Regions from separate parts of the Homo sapiens genome. Here region 2 is linked to region 1. Evidence: read pairs that join two places in POLR2A ChIA-PET (ENCODE). Cell type or tissue: endothelial cell of umbilical vein. All regions are shown on one strand. Each heading gives the region's core, and the rest is flanking DNA. Links, peaks and the distances in the headings are about the cores only.

Evidence for each region. ChIA-PET counts read pairs that join two places held together with the same protein. Peaks named below come from ENCODE experiments on the same cell type or tissue, not always from the same donor. Only the 100,000 strongest peaks of a DNase experiment are listed, where the experiment ranks them.
Region 2: POLR2A ChIA-PET joins it to region 1 with 6 read pairs; 2 of 35 experiments call an interaction of 5 or more read pairs at or near these places.

The regions. Positions count from the first base shown.
Region 1 is chr10:6,727,692-6,732,094 of GRCh38, forward strand. No RefSeq gene overlaps it. Among named protein-coding and RNA genes, the nearest start is that of LINP1, 7.5 kb to the right of the region's middle. In endothelial cell of umbilical vein, for the core only: no CTCF peak of the experiment used is centred there; a DNase peak (open chromatin) is centred at 2,450; H3K27ac peaks cover 1,342 bases.
Region 2 is chr10:6,992,524-6,996,926 of GRCh38, forward strand. All of the region lies in intron 2 of LOC105376387 (a long non-coding RNA gene), which reads right to left. Among named protein-coding and RNA genes, the nearest start is that of LINC02665, 100 kb to the right of the region's middle. RefSeq lists an enhancer at 2,416-2,585. In endothelial cell of umbilical vein, for the core only: no CTCF peak of the experiment used is centred there; no DNase peak of the experiment used is centred there.

The DNA.
Region 1 (4,403 bases), core at 287-4,286:
GTGCTCTCTTCTCATGAGACAGATGGTGGCTTAACTCTGGGAAAGGGCACACATGTCTTGTACCAAGCTTAAAAATTAAGAAGTCTACTCTTCTCATTTAGCTCCCATGAGAAGGAGAGATCTGCACACATGGGGATCACTGGAGACCAGAGTGCCCTGTGGAGAGGGTTTCCCAAGAGTGGCCCCTGGCAGGGTGAATGCATAAATCAACATGCAATTATGAAAAATGTCATGAGTGATGAAGGGGGGAAGGGGAGAGGAGAAGATCTAGCCTGGACTAAAGGAGAGATCAGGAAGGACTTCTTAAGGAGAGGAACATTTGAACTTACTCCACGTAAAGCCACAGTCTCAGGGGCTTGAGGGAGATGAGTAAATGGCAAATTGATCCAAGCTTAGGACACAGCAGGTGCAGACGCTTGAGGGGAGGAGAAAAAGTGGCACTTTTGAGGAGGTGAACGTTGTTCCACATGCCTGCCTGGACTGTGGGCTTCCATGTTGGAAGAGGCAGCAGAGAGGGCTGAGAAGGAAAACAAGAACCTGAGAAATGAATGCTGAGAAGTGTTTATTGTATCCCAAGGACCACGGACCCCTGTGAAGGGTCTCAGCAGGGGAATAATCATAGTTGAATTGAGTATGATCAGTATCACCATGTGGCTGGATTACAGTCACATAAGAGGAATAGAGAGGTCCACATTGCAGATGGTGTTGTAACCCAGGTAAGAGATGGTAGTTGCTTAAGATGGGAGGAGAGACAGAAAAAGAGTGGATTCATTTGGGAAGTATTGAAAAGCAAGAAAAGATGGCCCTTGGTGCTCAATTACATGTGGGGGTAAAAGGCAGTTATTCCCAAGCTCAGCCTCGTACTTAAGTGGGAGGTGCTCATGTCTGGGAGAAGGCAATAGGGCCGTAGGTAGGTGAAACTATCTACATTTATCTCAACATCTTGGAGATAAGACAATTACAAGCATACTAGGACATTGCATTTTCTTTCACGTTCAAAGCTGTTGATTGCAACACTGTATCATCGAGAGGAATTAGGAGACTGAATGGACATCTGAGGGTATCTTGATGCAATGGACAGCAGTGCAACCTTTAAGTACACCTGCAATTAATGTATTACAAAGACATTCATAACATTGTAAAGTAAGATAGCAGGTTGTAGAACATGACAAAAGATATGACATAATTTTGGTTTGAAACTTAAGTAGATGTTTGATGACCATAAACAGACTCACATAAAACTACTAACAGTGGTTCCCTTTGGGTGATGGGATTAGGAGGTAGAGAAAAAAAAAGGGGAGCCAAAATAGGACATTCTATTTTGGGAGAGATGCCTAAACACACACATTAAATGGCTTTAGAAGGACTTTGAAAGACATTAAAATGCCCTATTCAGTAATGAGTTGCTAGTATCTTATGTTGCCAGTTTTCAAGTCATTGCTGTAGAGAAGCAGATGGAAATTCCATAGAAAAGGGCTAGGCAGAGAGGTGGTGAACCGAAGCAGGTCAAGCCCTAGCCAAGTTCCCGTCCAGATTCCAGAGAAGCCCTGTGGTCTGGGTGACTGTGCACATCTGTGTGACACACCCATGCAACACTGCTCTGAGTAGAGGGACTCTAGCCAGGTTTGACTCAGGATGCTGCTGACTTTGTTGAAGTCAAACTGTTGGCTGAAAACTGCCTGTGGCTACAGAAGAGGTGAGCAAGAAGAGACAGGAAAAAGACACATTTAGAAAGAGTCAGATCTGGGATTTAGGAGCTGGGAATTATTTAGGAGCTGGGAATTATTATTTCACGAAAGAACTTGGGTTGAAATCATCTCTGGATTGGCAGTGACTTTCAAAACTGCACAATCGACTTAGACATTTCAACAGAGCACACCTTCCTCGTGGGACTTCACTACCTCCTGTTTGCAGCTGAGCTAGAAACACCCAAAGAAATGCTTTTTCTTGCAACATTCTGTATAATTTTATTCTGTTTGGAATTTTCCATCATCTGTAAAGAAAATAAATAGCTTTCTGTGAGTAGTGGGCTCGGGGTAGTATAACTGTAATCAGCCTCAAACCTTTCAGGTTTTTCTGCCTGTCTTTTCATTCCAGTCGGAGGTCCTGGGTTATGAGCATGTCCTTTCTTTGTATATTGATCTTGGTCTGTAGCAACTGGCTGATAAACTCAAAAATCTTGTGTTTATCATCTGCCAGATTTTTTGTTGTGAGGTTTCAATTTCTTTCCCTTTACAAGCTGTTCAAATGTTCTAGCTATAGAGACCAGATGGTTTTTCTATTCCCTTGATGTTTCCTTTATGCGGATGATTGTTCAGAGATGTTCTAAGGCTGTATCAGGATAGGATAGTTTCTATAGTTACTCTAGTTAGCATCACTGTGTGTATGCCTTTGCCAGCACGGGCGAATATTCAATCCATCAAAGTCCGGAAACCACTTCAAATAAATGGCCCTGTGTGTTTTGAAATCGGGTGTGGAAAGCCCAGGTTTCAAGTAACCATTAATAAATAATTACCCTTTTGTTAATGTATCCTGCCAATTCCCTGATAAGAAAGAGCTGATGGATGATGTAGCTGGTTCATAGCTTCCTGTTTATTAGAATGTGTTCGTCTTGTACTTTCTGCAGATGGAAGCTTTCGGGACCACATGAGAAGTGTACTATGTCCACACCACATTTAGTACTTGGTGGGTAATCAAAATTATATAGGGGCAAGGCTTTTCTCCATAAGCTTTAGCCCGGAGCTTAGCCTGTAGATGCTCATTGAACATGTGCTTGCTGTGGAAATCCCTGACTGGTGATGCGGGAGATGGCTTTGGATGCAGGTGATTGACAGAGGACAACAGCAGCAGAAGGGGTGGAATCACCTCATGATCCTGACCTTGTGTATGGCCTGAGATAGCTTGGGGTTCCAGATATAGATAGTGTTCAGTAGTCAGTCAGCAAAGAATATTTCAACAAGCTTGGAGAACGGTACTTAGCTCATACTGACCACTTGCCCTGTGGCCGAAAGCCACCAGGTACACACCTGTAGTTGAACAAGTTGGGTTTATTACAAGTTGCAGTGAGACAGCACACACAGCTTGGGAACTGCAGGAAGTCTCAGAGTAAGAAGATGTTGGGAATGACCTACTACCAGGCTTGGGCTTTGGTTGGGTGATTTTCGGGAGGGTCTAAGGAAGCAGAGGTTTTCTCTAGTCGGGAGTTGCCAGAGGCCAGGGGTGATTCTGTGAGGGGGTATCTGAATACATCTGTCATCTCTAGGGAGGACAGACTAGAGGGAGACCAAAGCTGGAACTGGGAAAGATGCAGCAGTTGCTTACTTAGCAAGAGTGGAAGATGTGTGGGATTTAGCATGATCTGGCCTGAGTGGACATTCTCGGAAATTATTTCTGTCCAACTGGAGAGCACGTGGCTTAGCTGGAAGCATCAGGCCAGCTCATGATAACACGGAGGCCGTGATGTGAGGTCCTATTTGCTCCCTGGCATGGGCAGAAGTTTGTTTTCTTTCTCTGATGTCACTGATGCAGTCCAGAAAGGCGCTAGAGACCTTGCTCCTGATTCCACTGCCTTGCCCTTTGCCTCGTCTCTCTCTGCCTTAAGAAGCATCTTACCAGCTGGGCACGGTGGCTCACGCCTGTAATCCCAGCACTTTGGGAGGCTGAGGTGGGCGGATCACCTGAGGTCAGGAGTTTGTGACCACCCTGGCCAACATGAAGAAACGTCGTCTCTACTAAAAATACAAAAATTAGTCAGGTCTGGTGGTGCATGCTTGTAGTTCCAGCTACTCAGGAGAGGCTGAGGCAGGAGAATTGCTTGAACCCAGAAGGGAGAGGTTGCAGTGAGCTGAGATCATGCCACTGCACTCTAGCCTAGGCAACAGAACGAGATTCTGTTTCAACAAACAAACAAACAAACAAAAAAACAAGTCTTACCTGAGGCTGATGAATACGGAGAGCCCTGTGAGCCTCACCTTCTCTTCAGACAAGGATGGATGGGACCTCAAGGTCCATCAAGGTCAGACGTTGACGGTGCCTCTCCTCTCTGCATGCTGAGAGAGTGACCTGCCCGGGACTCTGTCCGTTTTCTGAAAATTTTATTTCTAATTCATAAATAATAATTGCATATATTATATACATGATGTTTTGATATATGTGTATATTTTGGAATGATTAAATCCCACTAATTAACATATCCAGAAACTCACATGCTTTTGTTTTATGGTACAAACATTTAAAATCTACCCTTTTAGCAATTTTGAAATGTACATTACATTATCATTAACTATGGTCACCACGATATGCCATAGAGCTCAAAAACTTACTCCTTTTAACAAAAACTCTGCACACTTTGACCAACATCTCTTTATCTCCATCTCTTCCCCACAGCCTCTGGCACCCACCTG
Region 2 (4,403 bases), core at 102-4,101, 260 kb after region 1:
TAAAAAAAAAAAAACAAAACAAAAAAAAACATGAATTAAGGTTAAAAAGTTTAACTATCATTTGTTTCATGTTTTCCATAAGAAAACATATTTTCTTCTAAAATACAAATCATGATTAATCAATATCAAAATATTTATTCAAAATCACTTAAGAAATGTTAAAGTTAAAACTTTAGAAAGTTTAAATAAATCTCATTAAACATTTTTATGAATATAAAATAATTTACAATTCAAGTGTTGGATCTATATCTGGTTGCTAATTTAAGAATTTTTACCACTTTTCGTGTTACAGCTAGTCTCTTATGATTTCAAAACTGAAGTTTTAGTATTATTTAGGTATGGTGGGGGCGACAGTTCAGGAGACAGCTGCCATCGAAAAGATAGTTTGTTACTCACAGATCCCAAAGGAAGAGGTATGGCATGCTATGGGGGTAACGTGGAGACACCTGGGTCACTTAGGAGGCAGAGAGTGGGTGAAAATGTGGACAAGAACCTGTATCGTGGTCTTCGTGGGAAGGAATGGTGGAGACAAGGTGAGCAGGTTAGGATCAGCTAGTTGACACGTCAGCAGGCTCTGGGGACATCTCATAGGAGTCCCCTGTCCACAGCTGCCTGGCACCTGGCATCAGGGTGATTAGAGCAGGGGATAGTGGCTCAGAGTGTGAGAATCGGGCACAGGAGGTCTTAGAAATAATTGGCTGGGGCCAGGCATGGTGGCTCACGCTTGTAATCCTAGCAATTTGGGAGGCCAACGTGGGTGGATCATGAGGTCAGGAGCACGAGAACAGCCTGGCCAACATGGTGAAACCTGTCTCTACTAAAAATACAACAACAACAAAAAAGTTAGCTGGGTGTGGTGGTGGGCTTCTGTGGTCCCAACTACTCAGGAGGCTGAGGCAGAAGAATCGCTTGAACCTGGGAGTTGGAGGTTGCAGTGAGCCGAGATCATGCCACTGCACTCCATCCTGGGTAACAGAGCAAGACTCCATCTCAAAAAGAAAAAAAAAAAAAAAAAAAGAAGAAATAATTGGCTAGTTTGCATACAAAAGGTATGCTGATAGGTGAGTTGTTTGCCTTCTCTAGGAATTGACTAACCCTGGATAGGCGAGGGAAGAGTTCCTCCAAAGTTAACAAGACCCCAAGATGTCAAAGCATCAAAATATAGAAAACAAAAGCATGAATAATATATGGAGGGAAAAGCATGAATAATTAACACATATAAACAAATTTAAGAGTAAGATGAACTGTTTATATTGCAAATTGTTCCTAGGTGACCTCTGTAACTATTGCAAACAGCAGTTCATGTGCAGAACCTAAGCCTACATGTCTATGGCCGCTGCTGGCTGGGGCTGAACAGTGGCTGCAGCCCCCAGATAAGCACCATCATCCCAGTATTCCAGCCTCTGCCACTCCCTGCCATTCCCAAGGTTGTGGTCTCACGTTTTTGCCTTTTGCCACCATGCCTTCCCTATTGCTTTTTAAGGAAGAAAACGATAGCTATCTCGCATTCACGTTTCCGAGAGTTGATAAAACAAGATCCACCAAGAGGCCAAAGCTGTTAATCAGAATGGGAAAGAACTCGCTTTTTTGCTAGATGAAAGAATAGTCCTGTATGTTTAGTATAAAAAAAAGTGTTTGGTATGAAAAAAGTTTGTTAAAAGAATATAATTTAGAAAGTCAATATAAAGCAATTCACAGTAAGTTTCACCTGAATCAAGTATGACAAAAAAATCTAATGAAATGAAAAACAAAATAAAATTTCAAGAGGTTTATTTATAGTGTGAGTAAAATAAGCAATGCTGCTGGGGAACACAGTTATACATTAAGTGAAAACTTGGCCCAGGCATTAAAACCTTTTCAGTTGGTGAGTTTATAGCGAGCATCTACAGAGGTGGCTAGGTATGGGAAAGAAAGAAGCATTTATAAATCTAACCACAGTTGCTTTTGTTCTGAATTCTAACAATAAAGCTGAGAATTTTCAGGGCAAGTTGCTTAAAAATAGATAAGTTATATGATATTTTCTATTACAGTTGAGGCAAGCACAGATGATAGCTGCCAGTTAGTTGTATTTGTTCATCTTTTCCATTGAGTTTTGATATGACCAAACCTCTGGACATGGTACCAGTGACAGCTACACATATCAGGACATGACATGTTGTGTTGTGTTGAGAAAAGTTTTGGAAAATTTAATGTGAACTGGTCCCAATTAGTAAATTGAACTACAGATAAGCTACGGTCAAGGTCAGAGTTAGACTTGCTAGCGTACTTAACTGCAATATGTTAATAGTGTGCAAAGGCATTGTATTTAGCTGTTAAATCATTCACTCAGGAATAATAGTTTATTATAAAACTTTAAGAAGTGCAACATCTTGAACACTCTCTGCCCCTAGATGTACAACCAGAGACAGATTATACCTATTGGACTCAAAGTGTGGCATGGTGTTACAACATGGAGGTCAGATGATCTGGTTGTGCCAGGTGACAAAGAGATTTGTATCAATTTTTGGCTAAAATAGGCATGTTACTTCAATACAAAGAAAAACATCTCACCACCTTTCACCAGCAAAGCATGAATACAGGTTTAGCCTTTTGGGTTGACATTAACACGTCCCATGAAATTTTAACTTCCTACGAAGTTGTTCACATGTCATTTTAAAAGAAGTCATACCACTCAGTTTCCCTCTCAAACCAATTTTCTGAAATGCAAATGAAACACTTCCAAAACTGTAGATCTGAAGACTGAATGGCAAAAGAAAAAAAAATCTCAGATTTCAAACTTTATGCAGTGCACTTACAGGGTTCAATTCACACTCTGATTTAATGTAATTTGAATAAAAACTACAAATGGAATTTACTGTACTACACTTCACTGAAAAGTAAATTTTACAATGATGTTAGAAAAGCAGAATTTTACAAATAGCTCAAGAGTAGTTACTTTAACAATGAAAATCACTGTGCAAGAATCTATCCACATTAAAATACCTATATTTGTGAACAGCTGGTTTTCATTATGAAACCGCAGAAAACTACATGTCACTGACTGTTAAAGGTTTAAGGATGAATTCTGGTTTACACAGAACACACAATCTGACATTGTCACGTTCGGACAAAAAAGTAAAAAGGAACTGTCATGTTTCTATATCCTAGTCAAAAGCATGATGAATGACAAAATTAAAAATCATAAAGCATAAATAAAAATTTTAATGAATTGCATATTAAAATGTATTAAAATATATTATAAGACATATTAAGTACATTTATTTTAACTTTTACTTTCAAATTGATAACATATTCTCTACTATTACACATATTTTGTTATGACCTTATAATAATACATCTTTAAAAATAGAGAAAGATTGACTATATTTCTGGCAGCTTGTTTTTCTTCTACTCAATTCATTTCACTCATTCATTTCTACATTCCTGGCCCTATAGACACGTCACTGTGTGATCCCTGCTGTAGACTGTGAGTTCCTCATGGACGGAGACAAAGGCAGGATATGATTCCACCAGCTTCCCCTTCTGCTCTTCAATGATTCATCAATCACGTAACAGATATTTCTTGGTGCCCTACTATCTATCTGGCACTGTAGCTAGTGCTGCAGTTGCAAAAATGGGTAAGACAATTCCTGTGTCAGGAGCTCAGATTCCAGGTGGAAACCGAGCAAGTGTTCAGTAGATGTCTGAATTGAATTGATTATCTGTCTTTTACCGCAATGCCAAAAAAAAAAAAAAAAAATTCTAAGTTACAAAACTTATGGATCCAGAAGAGGTTCGTTGCAATGTAGAAGGTAATATAACAGCTTATAAAATTCCTCCCCAAGAGAAAAATTATTCCTCTCTGCAGGGTTTGATCTGCGAAAGCATCTGGCACAATGGGAAGCATCAGATTTTGCATTCATGATGAGTAAAATTTAAGTCCCTGAAGCTAATTAGTAAATTAGCATATAGGCTTATTCACCTGAGACCCTCCAAGCCCTTTCCTATGGCTGCAGCATGAAGTAAGCTTTCCCCAGGAGACGACATTGAAACGTATGTCTAAATAAACATGCCTTTGTCTTCACTGACATCTGAATCTATTTCTCTTTGTCATCACACTTGGAATCCAGAGGACTGTACTTCTAAGCCTGGTACATTCAGCTCAACACAGCCAGTGAACAACATTTACATTCCCGCCTCCCACCCTACATAAACTTTTCTTTAGGTTGTGTCTTAACACACAGCTGGGCTGCTATCATAGGATATAGGACGGTACCTCTTTCATGACCTAAGGAGTTGCACAAAATTTAAAGACATAGATGAAAATAAAAAATGACATGGAGGCTTCTGAGGTCAAAAGGGAAATACAGAAATTAATTGCATGCTTTTTTTCTATTTCAATTTAAGAAACATTTAATTTCTTA